Linked DNA regions of Homo sapiens: region 1 is linked to region 2. The links are chromatin loops, found by intact Hi-C in ENCODE. Cell type or tissue: endothelial cell of umbilical vein. All regions are shown on one strand. Links, peaks and the distances in the headings refer to the core of each region. The heading gives the core; the rest is flanking DNA. Region 1 overlaps RERE (arginine-glutamic acid dipeptide repeats). Region 2 overlaps RERE (arginine-glutamic acid dipeptide repeats).

Region 1 (16,311 bases), core at 4,913-12,912, 72 kb before region 2:
GAAGAGAAGGCTGCAAGAGATTTCTGTGGCGCTGACATCAGATCTACTACATCATGTCCCAGCCTCCACGGGGCAACAAGAAAGTAAAGATCAAACCACCTGAGCTGCCAGATAAGGAACGCCTTTCTCTATAAATAACTTACTGATGTGAAGAGGCTTTTCTGGGATAAAACAAGTAGAAAAGTTATATATTGTACAAAAAGAATGGTCAAGAGAAAGATGGTGTAAAAGCAAGAAAAATCTTGACCCTCCCAGAAGCCACTGGCTGTTTTTGACCACCCATTGACAGTGAATTGCAAATGGCCATCAGCACTCTTTTTGCTTTAAAAAAAAAAAAAAGAAAAGAAAAGCCAATTTATGCCATTAGATGAAAATCCAAGTATCATCACCTATTTTCAATGCAAAATGCAAACTGTCTATATAGCCACCTAATGAACCCTGCCCTAACATGTTCCCACAATCCAAATCCAGTTAGTGACTGGAAATTATCCACAGGACGACAACTCCAGGAAGCAGTTGCCTCCTGGCTAAACCAAGAAGACTTAGGAGTACTAGTTTCTACACCTAGAATCCACTTTTCTCTCCTTTTCAAACCTGTCTAAGCCAACTCCAAATTCACTCCAAATTCTCCTCCTTAGCATTATCAACTGACAGGTTCCATCACGCATGCTTCCTTCGCAGTTCACACTTACTATGCCAAATGCACTGCTTTCTTGTGAAACACATCTAACGTATGTCCTGCCCTTCCCACAGAAATCTGCACATGCTGAGGGAAAGAACTCAGATCCTGTCTTAAAGATGCTGCTACCATTCATTTAATCCCTTCCTCTAAAGGTGCCTACTATAAAATGATACGTAAGGTGAGGGTTTAATAAACTTTGGCTTAACACACTGAAAGGAAACAAAGATTTTTATAGAAGGAAAAAACACTGTAATGCTAATGTGAAGTAGTACCTTCACAGTAAAGACATTTTACAGTACTTCCCTCCTCAATGAAAAGGAACAAAGAAATACAACTGAAAACATCAACAATTTAACTAAATCACAGGCCATTTCATGTTTAGCAACTTGTCTTTAAAACCCTCCCTACTACACTTCCACCCTAAATGCATTTACATGCAAGACATAACAGGCTCCTGCCCTTCCAAACCAGCAAAAGGTACTTTTTTTTTCTTTTTTAAAGACACCGTCTCTGTCTGTCACCCAGGCTGGATGGAGTGCGATGCTGTAATCTTGGCTCACTGCAGTCTCGACCTCCCCAGGCTCAAGCAATCCTCCTACCTCTTCCTCCCAAGTATCTGGGACTACAGGTGCATACCACCATGCCCGGCTAATTTTTGTACTTTTTTGTAGAGATCGGGTTTCACCACGTTGCCCAGGCTTATCTTAAACTCCTGGGCTCTAGTGATCCACCCGCTTCGGCCTCCCAAAGTGCTGGGATTACAGGCATGAGCCACTGCATCCAGCCTAAAAAAAAATCTTTTAAAAGCCATCTTTGGCTGGTGCAGTGGTTCACGCCAGTAATTCCAGCACTTTGGGAGGCCTAAGTGAGAAGAATGCTTGTGGCCAGGAATTCAAGACTAGCCTGGGAAACATAGTGAGATCCCATCTCAAAAGAAAAAAGTCATCTTTGCGCAGAGTTCTACTTTTACACCCTATCCTAGGAGAATCAAACTTAATCATATTTGCGTGGAGATAATCCATGTTTGTTTAAGAAAATGAACAGAAATTCAATTCATAAATTTAGTTCTAAATCATTAAAATACAAATACATGTAAAACGTGTTGAAACTGTTCTTACCTACAATCGCCATGTAATCTCTTCTATCATTCTACTCTGTTTTGGTATTCTTCACATGTTTTTCCATCTGAGATATGCAATAGTTCTCCTAATCCCAAGAAATGGCTACAACCTTGGGGTCATTACTACTCAGGAACTGGGCTGTTTGTGGATCTCATTCTGTGCTGAATGGTGCGACTGGTTTCAGACATGTCCAACTGTGGCAGAGAGTGCTTGTTCCCCATTCAACGTCCATTCTCCCCATTTTCCATAATAACAGAGCACCTACGTTACTGGAGCACAGTAAACCAAAGTTGTTAGGCACGGCTACTGGAAAAGCTCTGGAATGGGCCTAAAATAGCTTTTGCTGTGTGCCCCTCTGATAAGGGTCAGCTGTGTCCCCACCCAAATCTCATCTTGAATTGTAGCTCCCATAATTCCCATGTGTTGTGGGAAAGAGCCAGTGGGAGGTGACTGAATCATGGGGGTGGGTCTTTCGTGTGCTGTTCTTGTGATAGTGAATACGTCTCATGAGATCTGATTGTTTTATAAAGGGGAGTTCCCCTGCACACGTTCTCTTGCCTGCCACCATGTAAAACATGACTTTGCTCCTTATTTGCCTCCTTATTTGCCATGATTGTGAGGCCTCCCCAGCCATGTGCAACTGTGAGCCAATTAAACCTCTTTCCTTTATAAATGACCCAGTCTCAGGTATGGCTTTATTAGCAGCATGAGAACAGACTAATACACCCTCCTTCAGCTGCCTGGCTGGGATGGAGGACCAGTGTCCCCCAATCCACTGCAGAGCAGTGATTTTTACAATGTTAAACGGCTAGAAAAGTTTCTAAACAGATACTTTCAGCTTCTCTATTCATCTCCTGGTGGACTGGTAGCAAACAGTCCTATTGGTGAGCCACCATTTGAATAGCACTGGTCTAGAGCATGGACTTTAGGGGCTGTGGCTCCAGCCACCATCTGGGACCATGGCGAGACCTTGAGAAGAAAACCATGCACCGGGGCAGACAGGAGGAGACTAGATACCTGAGGTTTAGGTCACTCTACCAACCCGGGGCAGCACACCCTGAAAACACCTCATTTTATATGAGAACATAGATGTTTATCTTAAACAACTACGATTTGGGGTTATATAATAAACAGCCAATCCGAACAACAACTGACGCTCCCATTTTGCAGACCACTACAAAAATGTCACAGCACTACATTATCGCTTTTTATTCTCACATGAGAATAACCCTATGAAGCATGTAGCATGGGTATTATTTTGGTTTGACAGCTATGGAAACTAATGTCCTAAAAGGTTAAATAGCTTGTCTAAAGTAACACAGCCAGCAAGTATAGACCCGCAAACAAAAGCCAGCTAGGTACCCTTTCCAAAACAACTCACCTCTCCATGAAGTGAAATCATCTCATCACGACTGTACATAAAATACGCTGTAAATGATCAGAGGTGTGTACTTACAACAAACTACATAAAATGTGTATGCCACTGGGTAGAAAGATACAACAAAAATGTCACAGTCAACTAGTTAATATAAAATCAGATTTAATGGCTACAGTGAGAATGTACTGCATTTTACAGTGGTAACAAAGCATCTGTGAAAGTAGACAGAGGCGCAGAAACCACAGACAATTTTTATAATAATTTAGCCAGCAATATAGCAAGTGAACTATGAGCAAATACTACAATATAGTCTCAACATTTGAGCCTCTACATATAACATATAGTCTCAACTAATACTAGATGTAAATACAATATATTAATAAATAATAATGTTTAAGACAGTTTGAATAATAATGTCATGGTTAATAGTAACATATTATCCTTTAGCATAAATAAGACTTCTGAGAATCACTGGCAATCAGATGCGCTCTGAACCATTCTTTTGATGGTAAAGAAGGTTGGCAGAGAGCCATCCCCACTCACTTCCAGGAGGCCCTGATGAGCAAAAGCATATTATTAAAAAGCTGCGGGGGCCAGGCACAGTGGCTCACACCTGTTAATCCCAGTGCCTTGGGAGGCCAAGGCAGGAGGATCATTTGAGGCCAGGAGCCTGATACCAGCCTGGGCAACATAGTGAGACTTCATCTCTACAAAACATTACAAAATTAGCCAGGTGTGGTGGCATGTGCTTGTGTGGTCCCAGCTACTCAAAAGGCTGAGGCAGGAGGATCGCTTGAGCCCAGGAGCTTAAGGCTGCAGTGCTCTATGATCACACCACTCATTCCAGCCTAGGTGACAGAGCAAGACCGTGTCCAAAAAAAAAAAAAAAAAGCTGCTGGTTTGGATCTACCATGTTATCTGTGACTGTGGACTAACTTTTCTTTGGGTAAAATTTCTTTGCCTATGTGGGTATCAACCATTTTATTTCATCTGAAAAAAAAAATGCTAAAGCATTTGTCCATATCCATACTTAACTGTTAAATATTAAACAGAAAAGTTATATTTATCATTAAATACCAATAAAAACTTTTCTGTTGTCCTGAATATTTTGTTACAACATTAAAAAAAGTACACACACACAAGAAAAATTCAGACAAACTTTAATGTATTTTATTATTAATGTTTTATTTTTATGTATTATTTTAATGTATTTATTTTTATGTATTTATGTATTTTATGTATTTATTTTAATGTATTATTTTAATTGTATTTTATTATGTACATATTTTCCTGTCATATTTTCCCTTCAGAAACAAACTGCCAAAGAAAAAAGATGAAAAAGCATGTTTAAGCAATATTTAATTGCTCCTAGCATTTAAACATGTTATAAAAATCCTTAAAGATCATTAGTAAAAATGAGTTCTTACAATACCTATCCACTAGTACACTATACAAAAAACAATTAATGGAAGGAGGAGTGGTTAGAGGGATGTATTGGTAGAGATATAGATATATTTTAAAAAAGGATGCATCAACTCAAATAATATAGGAAAGAAGAAATGCAATTCCCACTAACTCTGCAAATGACCCTCAAACCTTACACAGGCACAAGGCTACAATGAAGAAAGCAAGTAAGTTTTGGAGTGACTCCTTCAGGGCACTAATCCCCAAAAGTTTATACCAGCTCAGGCTTCAGCAAACTACAGGCCCACAGGCCATGTCCAGACACCACCTGGACTCTACTGATCCACTAGAAATAAAGTGATTCAGTAAAATAAAGTTTCACTGAAACACGGCTACACAGTCATGCTCATTTGTTTACAAATTGTCTATGGCTAAGTTGAGTAGTTGCCATACAGAAAATAAAACTGAAAAAACTATCTGGCCCCTAATAGGAAAAGCTTGCTGTCCCTGAGTACAAAAATAACCAATAGTAAGAATGTTCAGAATCAGCTGGCTGAGCAGCAGCAAAAAACAGGATAGCTCTCCTCTAGAAACTGGTAGGAGCAAGCTTTCTGCCTCATAAACACTTTGCTGTGTATACACATGTAGTCTTAATTCATGAGACATAAGATTTGTCTTTTAAAAAGCTGACCCAAATACAAACCATCTCCAATCAGTTTCTCAGACACAAGTCAGAATATGACATTAAAATCCAGTGAATTGCACTGATATTTTCTCTTACAGACAAACCTAGTCTGTAGGAAAATAAATTACTCTTTCTCTCTCTCTTTTAATTTAACTAAGGGTCTTGCTCTGTTACCCAGGCTGGGGTATAGTAGTACAATCATAAGCTCACTATAACCTGGACCTCCTATGCTCAAGCAATTCTCTTGTCTGTGGCCTCCCAAGTAGTTGGGACTATAGCCACAAGCTACCATGTCTGGCTTTTTTTTTTTTTTTTCTGGTAGAGACAAGGTCTTGCTAAGTTGCCAGGGCTGGTCTCAAACTCCTGGCCTCAAGTGATCCTCCCATCTCCAACTCCCCAAAGTGCTGGGATTATAGGTGTGAGCTAACACACCTGGCCAGAAAACAATTTTCTCTAATGAATTAACTGAAAAGATTTACCACACAGCGTGTCTATCTTTGGAAACAGCGCTGCCACAAGGTACCTGGTGGTGTTCAAGTACAAATCCCCCTGACCTGCAAGAAATTTCACCTTTAATAATCTTTAAGAAAGGTCAAAAGCATTAACATGACAGATGCCCAGGGCACGAGCCAATAAAAGGAAAAGTTAACTGGGTTATCTCTCTCATATGTAGTTAAAACAGCAAATGCTTAATCATTTAATTTGTACTGATGCTGATTTTTTTTTTTTTTTGAGACAGGGACTTCCTTTGTCACCCAGGCCAGAGCGCAGTGGCGTGATCGTGGCTCACTGCAGCCTCAGCATCCCAGGTTCAACTGATCCCTCTGGCCTCAGCCTCCTAAGCAGCTGGGACTAGAGGTGTGTGCCACCATGCCCAGCTAATTTTTATATTATTTATAGTGACGGGGTTTTGCCATGTTGCCCAGGCTGGTCTCGAACTCCTGAACTCAAGCAATCCACCCGCTGCCTCAGCCTCCCAAAGTGCCAGGATTACAGGTGTGAGCCACTGTGCCCAGCCCCTGATGCTAATTTTTAAATGGACATTTGAATTCTCAAAGAAATTTGTGTTGCCTCTTGTCAAACCAGGTCACTGAAATGATAACCCACACAATAAGCCAATGAGAAGGAAAAAATATATGGGATTGGAAAACAGAATGAAAATCAACATTAAAATTCCATAATTAAAACACGCAGATAGAAAAGAATTTATCTGACAACGTGCTAAGAACCCCCTGTCCTGTGTTTGCTGTCATGGGGAGGGAAGAATGTCTGCAGCACAGGCTTTCCCAGTCTGATTCACAGCCCTGTTATATATGAATGTGCACACTCGAAACAAGATCTGATCTGGACAATAGTCAAGTCTCTAAAAGCAAGGGAGTTCAATTAATTTTTTAAATAAACATTTCACTGGATTTTTTTTTTTTAATGATCAATCCTGTTGACAGTTTTCCCGTCCATCTTCCAGAAGAACTCACTACTCAACCAACTGCCTGGTATTCAGCTGTGACTGTGAGGATGGATAACTATATTTCCTTAAGAAATAGCAGGAAGGTATCTCATCCAAGCAGAAAATAAGACCAACAGTTGTCCAGGTCTCAGTGGTTCTGCATTTCTTCCTAAAAGAGAAATATGTCTCTAAACATCTCTTTCCCGCCTCATGGGGTTGGGGGAAGCAATATGCTCAGAAAAATTTTAACTACTCCAGGCAGCTGAATAAAACAAGCTGAAAACCCTAGATGTGTTCTCCACATTACTGTGACAGAATGCAAGTGTGTATTCGAAAGATTTCCTCGCTGGAATTATAAAGCGTACAGCAAGCCAGCCTGCTGTACTGCCACCTCGCTCTTGCTCCCAGACTCCCTCCCATGGACTAAGCAGGAACGAACATACGAGCTGTGAATCTGGTAGGGGAAACAGGAAACATCCAACCAGGAACACACTGGAGAGAAGAGAAAACAGTTAACCACCTATGAGAAGATGGCGCTGATTCCAGCAGGTGACAGGTGGGACGTGAAGGGCATTCCCGGCCCTCCAGCAGAAGCAACGTCACGGAGCTGGGTGCTGGGTGGGTTGCACCGTTCTGAGGCAGCACGGTTCTCTCCAATGACTCTCACACAGGAACCAGACCTGACTCTGTTTCTTCCAGGACGGTCCTCCCTCACTCCACAGCCTCTCATGGCAGCTGGACACCCACCAGGGCTGGATTCCACACACAGAAACCACATCCAATGCTCTGTTACTAGAAGTCGACCATCTGGATTTCAAAGACCTCTGTCTCTTTCTGTCCTTTGTTAATCAGTCTCCCTTCCCACTCAACCCTCTCCCCTCCATGCCAGAGAAAAGGATTTTTAAATCTGATGAGTTTTTCAGGGAAGCAGAAATGTGAGATTACACTGTTCTTTAGCCTCACCTCATGGTTTTGCTACAGAGATCAACGTCTTCTAACACAGCTTTGCCCATACTCTTCCTGAGGCTGAACCAAAAAATCTTTCATGAACAGTACTGTCTCCACCAGCAGAATGTAAATATACCACAGCACTGACTTCAAAACACTGAAGTAGAGAGTCTTAACTCTCCTTAGACAGAAGGCAGAAGGCTGCAAACATCCCCCAGCAGACTGCAATTGTGCTGTTCCAACTGACAAGCCCAGTAAGCACTGCCCATGACAGGACCTCCTGCAGAACTTCTCCCAGCCTGGCGGACAGCGGGGCAGGGGTCACCCTCAGAGGCTCGCCTTCTCTTTGCTCCCTAGCCATCACACTACACTGGGATGAGACACAACAAGCACCCAAATGACACAGTGACCATTTCTTTTGGTCACTGAGGTTCACGAGATGGGCTGTTTTTCTTTTTCAATCGAGGAGCTGAAATCCTACCAGCCACCTAACAATTAACAACCCCAACCCTGTCCACGGTTAAAATCAACGAAAAAAGCAAGGCCAACTTCTTGTATAACTTCCTTCATACGGGAAAAACATCAAGTTCAACGTGTGTTAATCAAGTGTCAGGTCAATGTACCACGCAAATATATTTGATGTTTTTTGCTAAGGCCAATACTAAACTGTTAAACACAGAGAATATGAGGAAAAACAAGGTTAAAAAAAGTGTATAGATGTCCAACCCTCTTTTAATAATTCCAAAAAAACACAAAGCTACTTAGGCAAAAATAAATCACAAATCTATTCAGGAGCACTGTAAAACGGAAGAGAATTATCTAAAGGGATTCACCGGCTACTGACTAATTTTAATATGAAATGCCTCACAAATCTCCCTGTGCCACCAACAAATCACCAGCTGAGGCAAATCCCAGATAATGAAACATTGTAAGAAGGGCTCTTTTTAATAGTTTAGCCCATCAAGGAGTGAGTATTGATTCTTATTTTCAGCAGAAGGAGACAGTCTTATCTCCAGCCTTACAGCTCAGTGACAACATCAGAGAATTTAATCACAGAGCCTTTTCTGCCATGCAATCCTTAAACTGTCACCTAGGATTCTGTGCCATTCCTCATCCATTTGTAGAGAAACTCCTGGTCTCACAGATGTGTCTGCCTACTTAAACCACAGTAACCATATTATATGGTTGGCTGTGTCCCACCCAAATCTGACTTTGAACTGTAATAATGCCCACGTGCCAAGGACGGGGGCTGGGTGGAGATAAATGGATCACGGCGGCGGTTTCCCTCACACTGTTCTCATGGTAGAGAATACGTCTCACAACATCTGATGGTTTCATAAATGGGAGTTTCCCTGCACAAACTCTCTTGTCTGCCACCATTTAAGATGTGCCTTTGCTTCTCCTTTGCCTTCCACCATGATTGTGAGGCCTACCCAGCCACATGGAACTGTGAGAGTCCATTAAACCTCTTTCCTTTATAAAAATCACCCAGTCTCCGTATGTCTTAATTAGTGGCCTGAGAACAGACTAATACACCATAGCAGCACTTCAAGTCCTACAGATTAAACACATCTATCTATCAATTACCATTTGCCAGCTGTTTTTCTTTAAGAATTTTTTAACAATTCATCAGATATCTTTGTGCATTTCCAACTTGTTTGTTAAGAAATCTGCTCAGTATCTTAAGAGCAGATTGAAAATCATAATAATAGCTGTGCCAATTCTCTGGACATCTGTGGATATTTGTAATATATCCAAGACAATGCCAGTAACAAAAGAAAAAGCCAGGGGGAAGTGATAGCGAAATCAGTCATTATTTCCTTATCCTGACATAGGAAGATCAGAAAGTCCCCCACCTTCCAGAGAAAATTAACCAAATACTAAAGTTAGCAGTAATATTAATTCAAAAGTGTCCCTGCATCTTTAAATACTAAAAAAGTACTCAAAACACAGAAAAAATTACACTGAAAACAAGCCAATACTTTTTTTTTTTTTTTTTTTTTTGAGACAGAATCTTGCTGTGTCACCCAGGCTGGAGTGCAGTGGTGCAATCTCGGCTCACTGCAAGCTCCGCCTCCAGGGTTCACACCATTCTCCTGCCTCAGCCTCCCGAGTAGCTGGGACTACAGGTGCCCGCCACCATGCCCGGCTAATTTTTTGTATTTTTAGTAGAGACGGGGTTTCACCGTGTTAGCCAAGATGGTCTCTATCTCCTGACCTTGTGATCCGCCTGCCTCGGTCTCCCAAACTTTTTTTTTTTTTTTTTTTTGAGACAGAGTCTTGCTATGTCAGCCAGGTTGGAGTGCAGTGGTGTGATCTTGGCTTGCTGCAACCTCCACCTTCTGGGTTCAAGCAGTTCTCCTGCCTCAGCCTCCCAAGTTGCTGGGATTACTAGCGTGCGCCACCATGCCCGGCTGTTTTGTATTTTTAGTAGAGATGGGGTTTCACCATGTGGGCCAGGCTGGTTTCCAACTCCTGACCTCCAGTGACCCACCCTCCTCAGCCTCCCAAAGTGCTGGGATTACAGGGATGAGCCACCATGCCTGGCCAAGCCAATACTTTTTAATTCAAGTACAAATCAAACTACATCACTGAGAGGAATGTTCCCCAATCCAGTTACACTACCCTACTATCCATTATCACTGTTGCTGTGAATAATTAGTACCCCCTTCCAGGGAGTGGGGGGTACAGACCACGTGACAGTGGGTGTCACTGTGGTGACAAGACTGTTTGAGAGTGGGAGGTGGGAGCAATCATTTATGCTGGTAATTTGCCTTAAGATGTTATTCCCAAACATCCTTCCATGATCCTTTGGATTGAGATACCTTAATCCCAACTGCCTTCATGTCCAAGGTCACCACACACACACACACACACACACACACACACACACACACACACACATCTTCCTTCCATGATCCTTTGGATTGAGATACCTTAATCCCAACTGCCATCATGTCCAAGGTCAACACACACACACACACACACACACACACACACACACACACAAACACACACACAGACACACATCTTCTATTAGAGAGAACCGAAGGCATTTGACAGCTGCCTTTTTAGGTCCTTCTGCCTTTCCATCCAAACTATCCATCGTTAACAAGGCCCTATGGCAGTGCAGCAGCGCTCTCCATTCTAATCAGGCATCGAAGAGAAACTTCACTGTCTGTAGGCTGCAACCAAGGGCAGCAGCCTCACAACAAAAGTGCACCCTTTGTGTGGCAATCATTTACCTGTTGTAAAAGCACAGTACCCTTCTCTCTAATAAAAATTCGAAAGGCCAAAAATCAGCATTACATAATGGCCAAACATAAAGAAATGAAAAGCAGTCTGGGTGCGGTGGCTCATGCCTGTAATCCCAACACTTTGGGAGGCCGAAGTGGGTGGATTACAAGGTCAAGCGATCGAGACCATCCTGGCCAACATGGTGAAACCCCGTCTCTACTAAAAATACAAAAAAATCAGCCAGGCGTGGTGGCGGGCGCCTGTAGTCCCAGCTACTCGGGAGGCTGAGGCAGGAGAATCACTTGAACCTGGGAGGTGAACGCTGCAGTGAGCTGAGACTGCGCCACTGCACTCCAGCCTGGTGACAAGAGTTAGACTCCATCTCAAAAAAAAAAAAAGGAAAAGAAAACATAATAAAACAGCCTCACGCTATGTTCACTGGAAAATTTATATGCATGTATATGTTTTATAAGTTATAGAAGCCCATAAGAATTCCAATAGTTCAGGGGAAAAAAAAAGAAAAAAAAAAAACTAAACTTGAGCTATATACCGATGTCTACCCACTAAAATTACTAAAACTATAGCCAGGAATACTTGTTTGGTTTCGTGCCCCTCTCCTTTACAAGGGAGGTAGAAAGCAAGGTGGAGAGACACCCAACAGTCACTTCCGTTTTAAAAAACAAAAACAAAACCAAAAAACTTACACACAGCAGATTTTTCTGGCTAGTATTGGCCAATCTTTCTCTTGACAGTATTAAGTGCTATCCTTTGTGTTAACAGTCCCATGCATTTAATTTATTGGTTTAAAAGAAATATTTCTTCATCTGATTAAAAAAAAAATCAATCTGACTTTTCTGTCTTGTAATTAAAACAAACTATCAATACAATGGATAGGGGGCAATTTCTCTGAACCAGGAGCTGTTCCAGACACTGGGGACAAAAAGGTGAATGAAACACAGCCCCTTCTCTTAATCTAGCTAAGAGGACAGACACGTACAGAGGCATGATGTGAGAATGATGCTGGCTGACAGTGCCTCTCAGGCAGAAGCGAGAGATGACTGGAAGTGGGAGGTGGAGAGGAGAGGCTCACTTTTATTTTTCATTTCAATGTATACCTTAATATTTTTAACATCCATTTTTGGAATTACATGTTTTACAACTTCATTAATAGAGTTCAGAGGCACAAGATTTTGGCTCTAAGTTTACATATAACTAAGTAGTACTACCATAATTATCACAAGCTGGTAAATAAACAAGATGGCCTCAATGTGCCAAGGGCACATTTATGCCAAACAAAGGCAAAGTCACTTCATGGCAAGCTGTATTTACACTGATGGTTTCTGAGTGGCAATAACTGAAAGAAAAGCAACAGGAAAACCGAGTCATTACAAGGAATCCAGCCGTCTACACAAACCAGGCACCATCCCAGCATCCAAGAACATGGGCCATAAGGAAGCAGTAACAGTTACATCACAAGCGGCTACTTATTTCACAACATCATCGCCCAGTCTATTAAATTAATGTTGGTAGTCAGAACTTTATTGGTTTTGTAGTTTGGTTTGAAATTAATTTATAAACTGCCTTTTATAGCTGCATTAGGGATATAAGCACACAAATTATACCTAATTTGTGTATTGGGGAAGGGAGGAAATTAAGTAATATAGAAGAACACAAAAACTATTTTTGAAGTAAACATACTCAAGTTTCAAAAACATGAAAGACCCTGGAACTGCATCAGAAGTTCCACATCCTCAACGTAAGCAACATAAGGAGGAGACCCTGTCTTTACAAAAAATTTTAAAATTAGCAGGGCATGGTGGCCCGTGCCTGTAGTCCCAGCTACTCAGGAGGTTGAGACAGAGAGGCCGAGGCTGTAGTGAGCCCTGAACATGCCACTGTACTCTAGGTGGGTGACAAAGCGAGACCCTGTCTCAAAAAAAAAAAAAGAAAAGAAAAAAGAAGAAGTTCCACATGCTGCAAAGGACAAGATCAGATCTACTTTTACACTAGTTACTGGAGTTGGGGACAAGCCTTCATTTGCTAATGCTGGCCATCCATCAGAATCTCCTGAGAAGTGCTTCAAAGGAGTATGGATTCCTGGGTTTGACTCTGGAACAAATGAATCAGTATTCTCATCTTACATGTGAAGACAGTGGGACTCTGAAAGATTAAGTCACCTGATCGTACAACTAGTCAATGGGTAACCAACATGATTCAAACCGATACTATGATTTTAACAGTAAAAACGTGAGGTTTTTTAACTACCTCCATGATCTGGGGGAAGGGTATACTGCAGTTCCCTGAACTACTCTTTCAACTTCTCTGTAAGTCTGAAATTATTTTCAAATAGAAAGTTAAAAACAAAAACTAAAAAGAATAGACAGCAGGCTGAGACGTGTTAAGAGGTAGAGGTGGGATAGGAAATGGAAAAGGATGAGGCAGAGGCCTCTGAAAGGAGGGCAGAGGCAGAGCTCCATCTCCACACAGAGGAGGTCGGCTGGTTTTCAGTTTTGTTTTGTTGTGGGGGAAGAGGAGGTACCAGTCAATAGCAAGCTGAGGAGTTTAAAAAAAGAAGGAAGGAAGGAAGGAAGGAAGGGAGGGAGGGAGGGAGGGAGGGAGGAAGGAAGGAAGGAAGGAAGGAAGGAAGGAAGGAAGGAAGGAAGGAAGGAAGTCCACATATCTGTAAGGTGGGCAATAAAGGAACGATCTTTCTGTATTTCTCTACATTACAAATTCAAACTAGCATTTACGAACTTGCCAAAAAAAAACCTGTTTATGTTTATAGAGAAATGCATTCTGAAGTCCAAACAACTGACCACACAACAATTTCTAAACCCTTCCACTACTACATAAAACATCTGCTTCTGTGCTAAACTTTTGTAAGGCACAGTTTCTGCTTCAAGAAAATCTGTGATGCTTGGAATTGAGGTTTATCTTACTGAAGAAAAATCTGAAGAAAAGTGTTTGCCACCCATACAGCTGATAATTTTTTGTAATCCTAATGGATCAGTGGGAAATTGTACCACGAAATCTCTTGTCAGTCAATATAACAATGTCTCTAACTAATTTCAGTAAAGTGAAATCTACAGTTATTCCCTTGAAAAACAGGACAAATCAACTCTTTCCCAACTTTTTTCTTTTTTTTCCCGCAAGACGGAGTCTCGCTCTGTCGCCCAGGTTGGGGTGCGATGGCATGATCTCACTGCAACCTCCACCTCCCTGATTCAAGCAATTCTCCTGCTTCAGCCTCCCAAGTAGCTGGGACTACAGGCACATGCCACCATGCCCTGCTAATTTTTTGTATTTTTAGTAGAGATGAGGTTTCATCGTGTTATCCAGTATGGTCTCAATCTCCTGACCTTGTGATCCACCTGCCTCAGCCTCCCAAAGTGCTGGGATTACAGATGTGAGCCACTGAGCCTGGCCTTCCCAACTTACTTTAAGAGGTAACTAAAGGACGGGTGCGGTGGCTCACCCCTGTAATCCCAGGGTGATTGGATTGGGAGGCTGAGGCGGGTGGATCACCTGAGGTCAGGACTTCGAGACCACCCTGGCCAATGTGGTAAAACCCCATCTCTACAAAAAATACAAAAATTAGCCAGGTGTGGTGGCACGTGACTGTAATCTCAGCTACTTGGGAAGCTGAGGCAGGAGAATCACCTGAATCCGGGAGGCAGGTGATCATGCCAAAATCATGCCATTGCACTCCATCCTGGGCAACAGAGCAAGACCCCATCTCCAAAAAAAAAAAAAAAAAAAAAAAAAACCCCTAAAAAAAGTGATAATAGATTATCTCCATTACTGGCAGCAGAAAACAAATTTAAGTGTTAAATACCAAACTTTTTTTTTTTTTTTTTGAGACAGCGTCTCACTCTGTCACCCAGGCTGGAATACAGTGGCATGATTATAGCACACTGCAGCCTCAGCCTCCTGGGCTCAAACAATCCTCCCACCTCAGCCCTAAAAGTAGCAGATAACTTTTGAATTTTTTGTAGAAACAAGGTCTTTCTTTGTTGCCCAGGCTGGTCTCAAACCCCTAGGTTCAAGCAATCCTCCAGTCTTGGCCGCCCAAAGTGTTGAGATTACAGGCATGGGTTACCACACCCAGCCAATACCAAAGTTTTACATTACATAGGTGAAGCTAGTATCCAACTATTTTCCACCAATTACCATGTAATATGGTTGAAATTACACGACCTTTCAAACTTCCAGATACAGGTGACAAAGAACATTTTTAATATAATTTCTATTTTCAAGATTTAAAAATTCTATCTACTTTTAATGTCTACCTAGCTGTCACCTCAAAAAATTCAAGACAGATTCTAAATTTTAAAAATTTTCCAATTTATGTTCCAGGAAATTTAAGTGAAAGGGAGGAAAGCTATAACTAAAATTTACTAATGGCTAGTAGTACTAATATACATACTTTAAAAAAAAATTACCAAGGAATAAATATTTAGGATGCTCCAGAGAAAAATTATATCTGTAAGCAGTTTCAATCTCCTCATTTTATGAATGTTTTGGTTACTTCAGCTATTAAGTTTTAATCAAGCTAAAAAATAGGCCTTTTTCCTTCCATCTTAAGAATGTCAATGGGATGAGGAGGGAAAAGCCAAAAGGTGGGAGGAATAGAGTAACAAACTTTTAATCAGCTAGCATGATTTAAAGGACACACACTTCTGTCCTTTAACACAGCATGTTTCTTGAAAATAGGTTACTAGTTCCTAAAAAAGAACACAAAAGCTATTTACAGGCTGAAAATCTAAGATTTTCTATTCTCAAATTTTCATTTAGAGAATACATTTTGGGACAAGAGGGAAAAACTACATTCATTTTAAGGGGATAGGAAAAGTACCTGATACGATCTAATCGTAAAACATGAGATCAAAGATAAGAACTGAAAATGCAACTTCCAGGCACCAGGCATAATAATTTATATAGACTCTAAAAAAGGATTAACTTTAAGTGTATTACTTCAACTTCACTCCAGTCCTTAGAAACATTTAATATCCTTGGGAAAGAGTACCATCTCTTCTTCCATTGAAGGCCTTGATATTTATAGAAGATATTGCCGGCCAGACGCAGTGGCTCACAATTGTAACCCTAACCCTTTCAGAGACTGAGGCAGGTGAATTCTTTGAGCCCAAGAGTTCGAGACCAGCCTGGGCAATGTGGCAAAGCCCCGTCTCTAAAAAAATTTAAAAATTAGCTGGGTATGGTGGCAGGCGCCTGTATTCCCGGCTACTCAGGAGGCTGAGGTAGGAGGATCATCTGCGACTGGGAGGTTGAGGCTGCAGTGAGCCATTATCAGGCCACTGCACTCCAGCCTGGGTGACACAGGGAGATACCCTGTCTCCAAAAAAAAAAAAAAAAGATATTCCCATCAAAAAATACTACGATATCCTAAAA
Region 2 (16,311 bases), core at 3,098-11,097:
TTATTTTACTGTACTGCAGCCAGGGTGTTCCTTTAAAAAGGCTAATGACATTATGTCAATCCCCACTTTACAATACGTCAGTGACTCTTCACTTTGGTACATTAAAAATCCAAATCCTTATCATGATCTGCAAGGTGCTTATCCTTTTTTCGCTTCATCTCTCAGCACTGTCTTTCAGTCTACACCCAGCCACACTATCCCTCCCTCAGTTCCCAGAACACACCACACTCCTTCCTACCCAGAGTCCTTTGCTAAGGTTCTTCCTACCCTTTGTAATGCTCTTCGTCTGGCCTAGGTGCCTCCTACCCTTCCTTCAAGTCATAGCTCAACAGCAACGTCCTGAGGATAGCTTTCTTGTTCAAAACAGGTTAAATTCCCTTCATAGCATTTTCCACAACTGTAACTTTACATTTACTTGTGTGATTTGGTTAGCTTCTATCTCCACCTCCCAGCTAGAAGTTCCTTGAGGGACTGACCCTTGACTGTTTTTTGCCCTTTGCTGTATTTCCAATTCCTTAACTCACTGCCTGGCACAGAAAGAGGAATAATAAATTATTTCTTCTTCCTTCCCACCCTCTCACACATACGTTGGATCAGTAAAGAGGGCATTATGATGAGACTTGTGTTGGGGAAAGAAAATATTTCATGAATAAATAACTGAAGAGGTACTTGATTTGGTTCATAAACCATGAGTAGGATAAGGAGACGCAAAGAGAAGGCGAAAGACAGTCCAGGTGGGAGGAACTTCACTTAAGAGAGTGTTCAGTTAAATAGCAGCTACAGGGGAAAAAGAGCAGTACAAAGTAAATTTAAGTAGAGCAGGTGGAAGGGATAATGGAATGCCCCCAAAATAATAAAGCAGCCAACACTCACTGGGCACTTAATATGCACTAAGCACTTTACACATGTTAACTCATTTAATCTTCACTATAACAAAGGTGACAATGTAATTTATGATCCAAACTGGATACATCTGAGAGAGAAAAAAGACACAACAAATAACCATGCAGGAAAAACATATGAAAGCCAGGTCATATATCCTAGCTATACCCTTATTCAGTCAGTACTACTGTTATGTATATCTTATCAATGCAAAAGTAAGCACTGAGAGGCTGAGCAAGTTGACCAAACTCACACAACTATGTGTGAGACCTAGGATATGAACCCAAGCAGCTGACTCCAGAGCCTATATGCTTAACCACAAAGCCATCCTGCCTTAAATGACATGGCCTTAAAAGCCGAGTTATCCAATACAGTAGGTTAAGTGAAAAAGGTGCTGCCAGGCTACTGAGATGAAAAGAGCAGTCTAGGAACATTCATCTTATCTGGCAGTAGGAGATGTTTTCCACCAAGAGTTGTTAGTGTCGGCCAAACAAACTTACTTTCAAATCCATATTCTCTGAGAGCCTAAGTAAGGAACCGAGGTACCTCAAGTACTTTTGCCTGTGCCATTTCTGCATTTATTGTGTATCCAAAAAATGTGTTAGCATCCTCCTTTAGGAACACAAGGCAAGGAGACAGTCCACGTGTGGAAGACCTACATGAACATCTTACTCTGCTAGCCCTGCCTCCAAGAGAAGCAGCTGCAGCCAGCATGCAGCAGAAAACCAAACAGGCACCCTACAGCTGGGCGACTTGCTTCCAAAGGGAAATCAATTTTCCTTTCCTGTTGCCTTTCATATCAACATGCCTGGGAAAGAAGACGTAATGGCTTTTGCTCTGGAAAGGGAAATGTCACTCTAACACTTGTATTCACTGAATAAGAAGTAAGGCATTCTCATAAACAGTAACCTGATGTAGAGAATACTTCAAAATATGCCAGAGAATTGCAGATGAAGCTGCAAGATATCACTGAAATATGAAGTCAGCAGATCTGCAAACTCAGACAGAAATAAAACAGCTTTTTATCTGAAAGTTATGTGGTATTGAGAGTTTTTCCATGTTTTAAAGTTCTTCCACCTGACCCAAACCAACCACATAAGCAAAGAGCTACATATACCCCTGCACGATTCTCTACCTCTGAGGTTAATGAGTAAACTCAATCAATCCTGCTAAGAGTTTATATACTCATTCTCAGAATATACGGCTTATTTAAGGAACCTAAATAACTGCAATGGGATGCCCAGGTCAAATTCAAAGAGCAGCCTTTGTGGTATCAGAGCAGAAGGCAGCAAAAAATAAACCCTTTAATGAGGACTGGGTTTAATGCTGATAGTAGCACTTCCTCATCTCCTTTGAGCTTTGGGGAAACAACTGAGAGAACTAAGATTAAAAGACTCTAATAAATAAGGCTTCTCAATTTCTTCCAAAAAGACATACTAATAACAAAACACAAGACCACTGCAGAGGGTGCAAAAGTACCCAAAACAGCAAAACTCAAGGCTACAATTAACAACCCAATTAAAACCAAGTAAGAAACGATATATAATCTTTATTATTTGAAGCAAAAATTCCCAAAGATGAGGTGCCCCAGGAGGTTTCCAATAAAAATTTAAAATCCTGTCTTTCTTTAAAAAACACACAAACTCGGCTAGGTGTGGTGGCTCATGCCTGTAATCCCAGCATGTTCGGGGGGCCGAGGCAGGAGGATCACCTGAGGTCAAGAATTTGAGACGAGCCTGGCCCACATGGCGAAATCCCATCTCTACTAAAAATACAAAAAATTAGCTGGGCATGGTGGCACGTGCCTGTAATTCCAGCTACTTGGGAGGCTGAGGCAGGAGAATTGCTTGAACCTGAGAGGCAGAGGTTGCAGTGAGCCAAGATGGCGCCACTGCACTCCAGCCTGGGCAACAGAGCAAGACTCCGTCTCAAAAAACAACAACAACAACAACAAAACCCACACAAACTCATTCATACAAATAACTGCTTTCATATACTTTTAAATGTGAAGCTTTTCCAATTATATACAGTTAGCTTGTACACTGCCAACAGTTGTGTCTCTTCTACTCAGCAGGTTAAGGGAAATACACTGCTCACTCTAAACAGGGCTTCTCAACTGAACTACAATTAACATTTGGGGACAGATAATTTTTTGTTGTGGGGGGCTATCCTGTGCATTGTAGGATATTTCGCAGCATTCCTGGCCTCAACCCATACAGATTCTAACAACGCAACCCACTGCTCCAGTGAGAACTACAAAAATATCTCCAGATACTGCCACATATCCCCTGGGGAGCAAATATGCCCACAGTTGAGAACTACTGCTTTAAACAAATTATTTGCCTATTGCAGAGATTTCAAAGGGTTAAGCATCTGTGTTGCTTCATGCAAAATTATGCTTCACTAATATGCAATCCATAAAACACCATTACGAAAACTATAGTCTGCCATGTTCTTTGTTCTCTGAAATAAACTAGACAAATTCAAAGTATTGCTTGAAACAGTAATTCCACAGATGTTTGAGGGTGAATTAGGAGAACATAATCAAATATCCTGAAAATTCTGTTGTTTACTGGCAAGTCCTGAAGCTTGCTAGGAACAGAATTACTCATAGGTGACCTGCTCTGGTCATGGGGTCAAGTGGAAGCTTCCGCTGTCACACAACTAAAGAGAAAACCTGGTGTCCACAAATGCCAAGGGCAAGGGAAGCCAAATGCCGATGAAACCAAATCCCTGATCTTGAAAGGGGAAAAGAATCCCTAAACTCACTTTCCCAAAGCATGGCTGTAAACAGAAAACCAAGTGGAAAAGATAAATGCAAAACACAAGCAGATGGGTAAATAAAGTGTAGTATACATACACACAATAAAATATCCAGCAATAAGAAATGAGGTACAGATATATGTTACAACATGGGTGAACCTTGAAAACATTATGCTAAATGAAAAGAGCCAGTCACAAAAGATTAGATACTATATGATTCCACTTGTAATAAATGTACAGAAAAGACAGATCCATAGGGACAGAGAGCAGATTACTTGTTGCCTAGGGTTGCAAGGGTAAATACAGAGTAACTGCTATGGTTATGGGGCTGCTTCTGGGAATGATGAAAATGCCCTAAAATTGATTGTGGTGATAGTTGCCAGTATCTGTGAATATTCTAAAATGCACTAAACTCTGTGTGTGTGTGTGTGTGTGTGTGTGTGTGTGTGTGTGTTGTGTTTTTAAGACAGGGTCTCACTCTGTCTTCTGTGAATATTCTAAAATGCACTCAACTCTGTGTGTGTGTGTGTGTGTGTGTGTGTGTGTGTGTGTGTGTGTGTGTGTGTGTTGTGTTTTTAAGACAGGGTCTCACTCTGTCACCCAGGCTGGAGTGCAGTGGCATGCGTGATCACGGCTCACTGCAGCCTTGACCTACCGGGCTCAAGCAATACCCCCCCCAACTCGGCCTCTCCAGTAGCTGGGATTATAGGTGTATGCCACCACACCCGGCTAATTTTTTTGTATTCTGCAAAGATGGGGTTTCACTGTGTTGCCCAGGCTGGTTTCAAATTCCTGGGCTCAAGCAATCTGCTTGCCTTGCCCTCCAGCAATCCGCCCGCCTTGGCCTCCAAAATGCTGGGATTACAGGCATAAGCCACCATGCCCAGCCAATTGTACACTTTAAATAGGTAAATTATATGACATGTGAATTATATCTCAACAAAGCTGTTTTAAAAACAAACACACAGCAGCAGCAGCAACTGAATTACAAACTAACAAGAAAAAGCTCAGGCTTCACTACAGCCAAACAAAGGTGCATCTGGCTACGAAATTCACAAGGATGAGCTTTACCTCTGCAACTGAGAAAAACCACCTTTTAAAGCTGTAAAAACACAGTCAATTAAACTAGTAGAGTTTTATTTCACGTAATGCTGAGAATGAAAGAGAGCCTTCTTTGGACCACGGTAATCTTTAATATACAGGAATTCTTGGTCAGGCTTACTATCTCTGTATAGCATGTTCAAAAGTAGATTAAGTTGGACAGGGTTTCTTTCAGTTTGCAAAGCTCTAAGATTCAAAGTAATTTGCAACCATGGCACATAAGCTCTCAGCGTGTGATGAAAGGAAATGACAGGGTGAATTTTATATTTAACTTAATACAATTACACTTCACACCTATAGAAAAAAATCAAAAGCATTCAAAATGCACTTCTAATCCACAGGTACAAATTATATCAAAGGAAAAATGGAACCACAAAACTCATCGGAGCAGCTCTTTTAAACACTTAGAATCTCTAAGTCTAAGATAAAAGGCAAACTGGCTCTGACTAAAAACACAAGTCTCAGTCAAAATTCAATTTGCTGTTTTCTATGTCTGAGCCATTCTAACTGGGTGTGATTCTAGGTTGACCAAATGTATTAACCCTGCTCTCTCTGTTAACCTGATGTCATTCAAAAAGAAAAGCAGAAGAGCCACTAGAACAACTCAATTAAGATGCCAGCAACTAGTAACTAACCAGGGAGGGCAGGAGAAGTCCCAGGACCTAGAACATAACACTTAAATGTAGTTATAACACTGATCATCAAATAAACATCAATCTCCAGAGGAGATTCTGTCAGTTCCCCCATTATTTCAGCAAATGTTTACTGAGTTCATACTAGGTGGCCTAGGAGCTATGTCCAGAACACACACAATCTCTAACCTCAGAGAGATTACAATCTAGTGGGGGAGAGAGCAGACAATAAACAAACAAGTAGATTACTACAGACACAGTCTGTAAGTTGGCCATAAGATGTGCTATAGAAAAAAAATAAAGCTGGGCAATGGCCATGGAGAGGTCATCAATTTAAGGTAATCACTGGCAAGGGATCACTGGACCTAAACGAAGCAAGGTGCAAGTTACATGGTTAAAGTGGGGGAAAGCATTCTGGGCAGAGAGAAAAGCAAGCACAAAGTTCTGACTCAGGCAGAAGCATGCCTGGCATGTCCAGGCAACAGCAAAGGGACATGGTGGCTGAAGCAGTGAGCGCAAGAAGAATTGGAGATGGAGAGATAGCTCAGTACTTACTCAAATAAGGGAAAAGCCATGGTGGAGTTTTGCATAGAGAAGTAACAATCCGAGGTACATTTTAACAGACTCCCTCTGGCTCCTTAGGAAACAACTCAGGCAAGGTCGTAGCAGTGAAGGTGTTAAGCAGTGGTCAGATTCTAGCCCTCAGAAGTGGCTAACAGAGCGCACGTGGTGTGAGAAAAAAGGAGGCCAAGGAAGACAATAAGGTTTAAATCCAAGCAACTACAGTCATTTACTGACATGCAAAGAGAACAAAAACTGGGAATTCTGTTGGAATGTATTAAGATGTATGTGTTGAGTGGTCAGAAAGCTCTGGGCTAGACCTAAATCTAGGAGTCCTCAGTGCACAAGTACTAATAACCATGGGGCTGGATGGTATCAAAACAAACTACTAGGGATGAAATATTCAAGATGGCAAAGAATGCTTTGCAATGAATATTATGGACAGGCCAAAAACGTTCTGTAAACTGCCAATGAAGTTGAAATGGTAGAATGATGGAAAGACTACATGACGATGCTCTGAAAAGAATACACTTTTTTATTCACAGAGAAGCCGTCTACATAGGAAACGGGTGCCTATGGACAACTTCTGTATTAATGATGTTACCAAATACTGCATTTAATAAAATCCAAACCGCTGAAGTCCTTCCTGGCTGATTTCCACGCTAGAAGACACATAGGATGGAAACACCTCCCCCTGCTGTTTCACAGGGAAATACACCAGCTGTCCAAATGACTTTTGCCAGGTCCTTCTGGGCTAACGAATTAAGGAAGGAAAAACTATTTGAAAGATTCTTGCCTTGTAAATTAATTCTAAAAAGAGTTGTCAGATTTAAAAATTAGCTTTGTTAACATTTCTGAGGGCCTAAATTAAAATTTTTAATGTCCATGTGAAAAGAGAAAAAGAAAACATGTAGTGACTAATTATATGAATTTAAAACAAAGTTCAACTCTAGAAAAAATGAAATTTAATGGGTTCGCTAGTGATATTTAGCTGGTACCACAATTTGAATCCGAAATAATTCAAATAGAGCAACATTTATATGTCTCAGGAAGGCACACTGTTTTAAAGTAAGTGATATGAAAAGGTAAAACTGGATCCAAAATCTGTGAGCATTATCATGAGAAATATATGATTACATCTGTAAGAGAAAGGGGAAAGCTGCTAGATTTAGAAAAAACATCTCAGCCGGGCGTGGTGGCTCATCCCTAAAATTCTATCTAGCACTTTGGGAGGCTGAGGCAGGAGGATCATCACTACAGGCCAGGAGTTTGAGACCAGCGTGGGCAACATAGCAAGCTCCCATATCTCCACAAAAAATAAATAATAATTTTTAAAAAGAAAAAAAGAATAATCTCACTCCGGAAATATATTTTTTGTTTGTTTTTTTGAGTCAGCGTCTCCCTCTGTCACCCAGGCTGCGATGCCAAGGCATGATCATGGCTCACTGCAGCCTCCATGTCCTAGGCTCAAGCAATCCTCCCACCTTTACCTCCAGAGTAGCTGGGACTACAGGTACGTATCACCACACCTGGCTAAGTTTCCTTAATTTCTGTAGAGAAGGGATCTTGCTAGGTTTCCCAGGCTAGTCTCAAACTCCTGAGCTCAAGCAGTCCTCACACCATGGCCTCCCAAAATCCTGGGCTACAGGTGTGAGCCACCATGCTCAGCCTGGAAATCTAATTTAAAGAGATCAAATTATCAAATTCTGGCTAATGACAGGGAAGATGTTTCCAGCAACGAGAGAAAATGCAGTATTATTCCATCACTTTCTATCTACTCCTGTGCAAACACATTTCTTCACTGCAAGTGGAAAAAGGAAACTATGAAAAAGCAAAGAATGGCGCATACCTTCAAAAATGTCACTTAAAATTACTACTGCAGGTGTCAACAATAACCTTTATGGTTATTCAGCCTCAGATATACTTGGCTTCTGGACTCAATCAATATGTCAATCTTATTGTAACTTCACACTTTACAGTGTCTCCATGCAGCAACAGCAACAACAAAAAAAAACTCAAGAATATGCCAGCATCCTTGTATCAGATGTTTACTACCAAACAAACAAACAAAATCTTTAATACTATTTGCTCAGGGTAAAATACCAATTCTATCTGCAAAACAAACAAACAAAGCTCTTTAAATATTTAATCAGCAGTAATTAGAATCGGAGGACAGAATGACTAGAATCAGATGGAGGGAAGAAAAGGTTTTCATTTCTACCCTCCTGATAAGGAAAACAGCCATACATTCAAGAATAAAATAACTTTTATCATTTAGAGGAGCCTAATTCATTTATTTATTTATTTATTTTGAGACAGAGTTTCACTCTCGTCACCCAGGCAGTTCAATGGCACGATCTCAGCTCACTGCAACCTCCACCTCCCAGGTTAAAGCAATTCTCCTGCCTCAGCCTATCAAGTAGCTGGGATTACAGGTGCCCGCCACCACACCCGGCTAATTTTTGTATTTTTAGTACAGACAGGGTTTCACCACGTTGGCCAGGCTGGTCTCGAACTCCTGACCTCAGGTGATCCACCTGCCTCGGCCTCCCAAAGTGCTGGGATTACAGGCGTGAGCCACTGTGCCCAGCCAGGAGCTTAATTTATTACAACAAGCTCTCAAGGATGATATAATGACCCCATATCACAGACAATACACTCCAGTCCTGTTTACCATGTAACATATTCTCTAATAAAAATTCATACCCCCTGACAATGCCTACCTGGGAATAAAAAAGAGAATGTCTTCAAGTCTATGTCATGGGTTTTCAACATAAATATGATTCCCCTCTAAAGCAAGCATCTGTCAAGATCTTGGAAAGAAGGTCATTACTGAGAAAAGCATTTATTTGTGAAATAAACAAAGGGCTCCAAAACAGAAGTGCCAAAATAAGAAAAAGTCAAGTATCATGTTTCTGTAAAAAATGGAGTGAAAAAGCTTAAGGCTATAATATTTTTTGGCTGGCGCAGTGGCTCATGCCTGTAATCGCAGCACTTTGGGAGCCAAGGCAGGTAGATCACTCGAGCCCAGGAGTTTGAGATCATGGCCAAATCCCATCTCTACAAAAACTACACAAATTAGCTGGGCACCTGGTGGCAAAGGCTTATAATCCCAGCTACTCTAGAGGCTGAGGTGGGTGGCTCACTTGAGCCTGGGAGGTTGAGGCAACAGTGAGCCATAATTGCACCACTGCACTCCAGCCTGGGCAACAGAATAAGACCTATCTCAAAAATAAATATTTTCATATTAAAAATATTCAAATTATTAAAATTGTAATATTTATTCTTTGGTATTATTTAGCTCCCATTTATAACAAAACATACCCAAATTAAATCTATAGCAAATGTAAAATGCAAGCTTTCATTAAATAATATGTGCAAAGTTGCAGCTTTTTCCATAGATCAATGGCCTAAGAGAGGCCTCATCTTGACATTTATAAATTATTAACACAGGCCTGTTAAATATCACAAGGCTAAAAGAGAGCCTTTGATTTATGGACCTGGACATTATCATCAGAAGGAAAGTAATACATACTTCTTTTTCAGGATTAAAAAAACAAAAAAACAGCTACGTCTTCAGAGGTTTACCAAATAAGTTTTCTTAAATATGAAAATAACTGAATAGGATCACACATACAAACAATAACTGTGATAACACCAAGCAGGACTGAAGGAGGCAGAGACTCCATTTCTTCCGCAAGCCAGCGGATCTCCCAACAACACTTGTACTGGTCTTGTGTTGGCAAGGCTTAATCAATACCACACAGCTATTTCTTTCTAAGCTTCCATCTCATATAGTGTAAAATAAAGACAGTAGAGCAACTGCTAGATTAAATAAGGTCTGTATTCCAACTGTTTAAAGTCAAGTGCCCCAATGTTGACTTGACAAACTTCCTCAATTTTGTTGTCAAGGAAAAATACGCATTTCATACTCCATTTTACATACTCATACTTCATTTTACAAGCAAAGTAATCATTTCATACTCCACAACCACAAAAATATCAGAAGCTCAGTTTGGTGCCCAACGTAAGCATATACTGAAGAACTCTAGTCTCTAGTGACCCTTCAGCTCACCTGGAAAAAAGGCAATATACACTACCAGAGAACATAAATCCCAAAAGCAACTGACAAATGCAACCTGGGAGGCTGAAATGTAAATGGAGCACACAGTTAAAACAGCATTCTCCAGAGAAATCCCCTTTCTCACTTCAGCAAACAGAGGTCTTCTCAAAAGCTTTCAGTGGAAAAACTGCCACTTCTGATTAAAGTTAATTTGATCAAATCCATGGGGCCCTGGGGGAATGCACAGATCCCTCTTTTCTCTCCTCCCTGCTTTACCTTGCACATTCTAAAGTGACTAACAATATGACTAACTGCCTAGAGACGTGCCATTTTCAGCAACTGGTAAATTACAGTGTTTTTTTAAATCAGCTGGTTATGATATGTGCTGCTTTCTTCCCTATATATAGGCCTGTCACTTTCGATATAGTTTTAAATAAACAAATGACATGATATGATACAGATAAAAAGCATTTTTAGAATATCAGAGAGTATCAGAATTGTGCAGAAAAGGCCCAGAATGGTGGCTCATGCCTGTAATCCCAAACACTTTGGGAGGCCAAAGTTGGCAGATTGCTTAAGCCCAGGAGTTCAAGACCAACCTGGGCAACGTCGCAAAACCCCATCTCTACAAAAAAAAAAAAAAAAAAAAATACAAAAATTAGACAGGCGTGGTGGCAAGCACCTGTGGTTCCAGCTACTCGGGAGGATTAGCCAGGTGTGTTGGTGGGCACCTGTAATCCCAGCTACTTGGGAAGCTGAGGAAGGAGAATCACTTGAACTTGGGAGGCAGAGGTTGCAGCGAACTGAGATCACACCACTGCACTCCAGCCTGGGCGACAAGAGCGAAACTCCGACTCAAAATACATACATATATACATACATACATACATACATACATACATACATACATACATACATACAGGTTGAGTATCCCTTATTTGAAATGCTTGGGACCAGAGCAGTTTCAAATTTTAGGTATTTTCAGATTTTGGAATACTTGTATTATACTTACTGGTTGAGCATCTCAAATCAGAAAATCTGAAATGGTCCAATGAGCATTTCTTTTGAGCATCATCTTAGCACCCAAAAAGTTTTGAATTTTGAAGCATTTCAGATATCGTATTTTTGGATTTGAGATCCTCAACTTGGACTCTTAAGGTTTACACTATATATTACCATATAAAGGGTCTATGAAGTCTATATGTAAGAAAACTGTTCAACAAGTTAGTAATCAACAAAATTAAATACCCACAGTAAATTTCCCAGTGTAATTCATCTCCACATTACAAAACTTATAAATGATCAATGCCAAGTCTCTTCCTTAGAATAGAATGTGAGTCACAGATTAGAATAACACAAATCTTACAATTTAACTGCACTTAACTATCTTAGGAGTTCTCAGTGGGAATCTGACATCTGTCACATCAATATGTGCCTTATCTACTGATGGGGTTTCAGAAAAGTAATCCAAAAAAGCCCAACTGACCTTTCTTTTCACCTTAGAGACTCAGCTCACATGAAGAACCATGTAAAGAATGATTCTGTCACAAAACATTCTTAAATGGCAAGCTGAAGGACTAAAGTAAGTCACATATTTTTTTACACTAAAAAAAAAAGAAGAACCTGACAGCAATGAGAGAGGTGTCACCTCCCAAGTGTGACATTAAATCAAAATGTTCATAAACTAAACTACCAAGAAGGAATACCAGAAACTCAAGGAAAAAGAGACTCTTAATGCCTAAAACCACCTTAGGGTCCCAAGGCAAAAGTATCTCTGCCCTCAATGAGCCCTCATCACAACCCAGGCTCCAAACTAGGGACAAAGGCAGAATCCCTCTGTGGTCCCCAGGGAGTTCCAACCACCCACAGGGATGAGTACCAAATAGGGCAGTTATTGCTGGTCACTAACTTGAACTGGAGGAAAACGTCTGAGGCAGTTCTGTGAATCTTTTTCTCCATTCAAAGCGCCCTCATTTGTCCTAGACCTCAGTTCCTGCTCTCTGCAAATGCCACCTACATTTGTCTCAGTTTTTAATATCTTCATTCAAAAACTTACAAAGAAAAATCATGTCAGGCCCAATTTCCTCCTTCAAGAAACCACTCCTCCAGTCCTCCCTAAACAGCCTCCCCCTTGACTCTCCAATACAAGCCTTCTCTACAGATCCCCTGTGCTTGAGCTCACCCTTTCACCTTTGCTCATGCGTCCTTGCCACTAGCCCAAGAGGGGTTTTTGATAAATGCACACCATTCACATCCACTTCAAGTGTCAGAAAAGTAATTTGGCTGGGCATGGTGGCTCCCATCTGTAATCCCAGCACTATGGGAGGCCAAGGCAGGTGGATCCCCTGAGATCAGGAGTTCGAGACCAGCCTGGCCAACATGGTAAAACCCTGTCTCTATTAAAAATACAAAATTAGCCAGGCGTGGTGGCACGTGCCTGTAATCCCAGCTACTTGGGAGGCTGAGGCAGAACTGCTTAAACCCGGGAGGCAGAGGTTGCAGTGAGCCGAGATCACGCCACTGCACTCCAGCCTGGGCGACAGAGTGAGTCTCCGTCTCAAAAAAAAAAAAAAAGAAAGAAAGAAAAGAAAAAAAAAAAAAAAGAAATTGTTGATGCTTCCAACCCATGCCATGCCATTCCTTAATTCCTTTTGTAATCACACGGTCAGTATTTCACAGGTTAGCGTTCTAACATAAGAATAACGTAAAAACCTTATTATTCACTAATTCATATGTTTCATGTACCATCTCCCCTCACCCTTCTCTGTAGGGCTCCACTGACAGAACATACCCTTGTCCTTGCTAGTTTTGTAAACATGAGCTAGTCAATTTCTCTGTCTAGACTTCAGTTTCTTCACTGACAAAATGAAGATAATAATATGACGTATCTCATGGAGTTGTGAGGAATAAGCAAAATAATCCATGCAAACTTACCAATCCACACAATGCTAGCAGATACAAGATGCTCAATAAACCTCAACACTGCTGATGACAAACCATGTTATTCACATCTTTAGAATTCCACAGCACAGAGGCAAGCAATAAACATTTTGCAGAAAACAGTATCTAAAACACATCAATCTGGTCCCAGAAAAACTATTTGTTTGTATTGCTTAACAGGAAGAGTTGTTTGTTCTACTCAAGAAGCCTGCCTTGACTCCTCATATCCCTCCAAAGGGCCTGCAGCCCTCCGGAAGCCTGGTTTCCCAAGCCAACCCTTCTCAGGCTGCAGAAGCATGGTCTCCTGGTTGCTGTTCAGATCCACGAGAACAGGAACTGTGCCACATTTACCTCTGAAAGTAATGAAATATTTGGTCATGAATAAAATCAATTTATTAGATTTCATTTTTCATTATTCACTAACAAGCTTTCCTCTTTTATAATCAAAGGGCACAGATTCTTAAGTAAAAACAATATGGTTTTCATTAACGTTTTTCTTAAATACTTAAAAAAAACAGGCGACTTTTGGGTCTTTTGTTTTAAAAATTAAATTATGGGGCCAGACACAGTAGCTCACGCCTATAATCCTAGCATTTTGGGAGGCCAAGGCGGGCAATCCCGAGGTCAGGAGATCAAAACCATCCTGGCTAACATGGTGAAACCCCATCTCTACTAAAAATACAAAAAAAAAAAAAATTAGCCAGGCATGGTGGCACGCGCCTGTAGTCCCTACTCGGGAAGCTGAGGCAGGAGAATCAGGAACCGAATCGATTGAACCTGGGAGGCGGAGGTTGCAGGGAGGCGGAGGTTGCAGGGAGGCGGAGGTTGCAGTGAGCCGAGATCGTACCACTGCACTCTAGCCTGGGCGACAGAGCGAGACTCCATCTCCAAAAAAATAAAAATAAAAATACAAAAAGTAAATTATAACTCTCCAACTCACATGCTAATAGTCTTTACATTCCCCTTTCCATTCCAACTTTCTCTAAAGAAAAAATGTAGAAATAATCATGTGTCCACAAAACCACAAAATGTCTAGACATAAGAGAATGCTCTCAGATATTATTCCTCTTACAGCCATATGACCCACTTAAGAACTTTAATCTAGGGCCATGCTGTCCAGTATAGTAGTCACTATCTACATGGCTATTTAAATAAATTTCAATTAAATAAAATTTTTAAAATGTACTTTCTAGGTCACACTAGCCACATTTCAGGTGCTTACTAGCTACATGTGGCTAGCAGCTACCACACTGGACAGCACAGACACAGAACATTTCCATTGCCACTGAAAGTTCTATTCCACAGTGCTGATCTAAAGCTAAATGTATGGTAAGTACAAATATTAAGATTCTCATTTCCTCAATAAGCCACTCTCTTTTAATCAACTCTAATAGCCTCAAGTACAAGAATATGCATAAACATGAACCCAGGGGACTTTATCTTTGACTCTCACAAAGGCAACAGATTACAATTCTTCTTAGGAAAGACAGTGAGACAGTCCCATAGCAATCTAAGGCTTTATTCTTCCATTTCTTCAGCAATTTACACAACGTGACCCGAGGAAAAAAGAGCAAGAAACCATTTTTTTCCACTACCTTTATCTATCATAGTCACATCTGCCAAGTTTTAGAATCACAGGTTCCATTATCTTACACCGTCAGCACTCTTCCTTTATAAATTCCCCTCTCCACACTGATCTTCTCTGACTCACTCAACATATTATACCATCACTCTGAAATCAGGGCCTAGAGTCTCTGGCAGACAGGCTATATGTAATGACAGCCTGGGTACAATCTTAAGTCTACCCTCCCTCAGAGGATTTCCCAACCCTATGCAATTGTCATGTGGGTAGGCAGAAGGCTGCACATTTTTCTTCATAATAAAAACAAAGCTTCAATTTCTGTAAAATCAATAAATTACCTCCGTATTTATAATACAGGATGATGGCAGAGTTCTGTTTTCTACAAAACTAGAGCTTTTAGGAGCACATGTTTTCAATCACTTATTTTTCAAGAATGATTGAAATATCTCCAAGCGCTCCCTGAGAACTTCACTGGTGTGATCTGCCACTCAAGTTAATTATCACAGGCTGCTTATACACAGGAAGAGAGGAAGCGGGAAAGAACTCATGACCTTGCACAGGGATGTTTTATAAAATTCTCTAAAATTTAAACTACACACGTTTTTCCATAATGCAACACTATGGTACTGCCTTCAAAATAATCATCATGGAATAGCTGTTTTCTTAGTGATGTATGGGGAAGGTGGTAGCGGGTAGGGGTGCAAGAGATTCTGTACACATAAGAAAGGCAGTCACGTGACACCAATGTCCTTTTCCTATACACCTGGTGGAAAATGGAGAAAGCCAGAAAAACCTGTTCAGTGATTATCATTCTGATTTTTTGGTTATTACTTCACTAAAAGAAAAAAAAATACATCTGAGTATATGCATAAGTTGCATTTCTCTGGAGTACTTCCTTCTGCCCTCTGAGTCCAGGTACCAATGATCTCTGAGGGGAAAGGTCAGCCATCTGCCATGAGAAGAGGCCAAAATGTGGGCAACTATTCCTTTCTAACCAAAGCACTTCTGAATCTGAGAAAGCAAGCAAACGTAGTGTGGTGTATAAAGCAAATTCTCGCCCGGAATTCTAGCTTGAATGGAGAGGATTCCATAGAAAATGTTTCCAGAAGGACTCTGACAACAGAAAGAAGCAATTCAAGAACAAGGACGTAATGCCATATGGATGGGGGAAAGAAAGGAAAAGAAGGAAGACAGAGGAGGAGTCTGAGAAAATCTTAGTTCTTAAGCATGAGAATCAGAACTGTGGGCTTCAGGGTAAAAAGGAAAGAGAGACTGAAAAGTAACATCTATGTTTAAATGGGTCCTTTAGAGAAAAGAAAGCACTCAGCTAGGATTAAAGGAAAAGAATTGTACCTCCTCAACTCCGTTTCAGAGTATAATAAACCTTACCAATTTAGAAGCTACACACCCTTTCACAGTTCACATTCAGCTCAGACTGGGAGTCGGAAATTGAAAAACACTATAGCCCGGGAGAAAGAGACAGGTAAACATACAAAGGACTGAGACAACTGCTTACCACTAATATGGGTCAATCTCGCAGGAATACTTGCAAAAATAAAAATTACCAAGTGCCCTCTACGAATGCTAAATACAGGTCAAAATTTCCAATGGCTCAACCACCTGAGTGGAGAGCCGGAGAATGGGAGTCAGAAAGCATGTAAAACCATCGAGGTCCCGGGAAACAAATTTCCTAGGCTTTTAAAACCATTCGTCTTTTCTAACTTACAGAAAACGCAAACTGAAACCATTCAGAAATAAAACAAACGGGGCAGGGGGCAGGAGAGAAA

Evidence for each region. Hi-C counts contacts between places; a loop is a spot of excess contacts. Peaks named below come from ENCODE experiments on the same cell type or tissue, not always from the same donor. Only the 100,000 strongest peaks of a DNase experiment are listed, where the experiment ranks them.
Region 1: it touches region 2 in a loop (3-fold over the local background); 7 of 110 quality-filtered maps call a loop at or near these places.

Annotation. Positions count from the first base shown.
Region 1 is chr1:8,591,104-8,607,414 of GRCh38, forward strand. The region is part of intron 4 of RERE (arginine-glutamic acid dipeptide repeats); the gene reads right to left. Among named protein-coding and RNA genes, the nearest start is that of SNORD128, 100 kb to the left of the region's middle. RefSeq lists enhancers at 7,329-7,828, 12,877-12,976, 13,287-13,426. In endothelial cell of umbilical vein, for the core only: a CTCF peak has its summit at 7,116; DNase peaks (open chromatin) are centred at 7,138, 9,428 and 12,278; H3K27ac peaks cover 3,149 bases.
Region 2 is chr1:8,664,865-8,681,175 of GRCh38, forward strand. All of the region lies in intron 1 of RERE (arginine-glutamic acid dipeptide repeats), which reads right to left. Among named protein-coding and RNA genes, the nearest start is that of RERE, 140 kb to the right of the region's middle. In endothelial cell of umbilical vein, for the core only: a CTCF peak has its summit at 6,641 (motif pointing left); DNase peaks (open chromatin) are centred at 3,507 and 6,607; H3K27ac peaks cover 435 bases.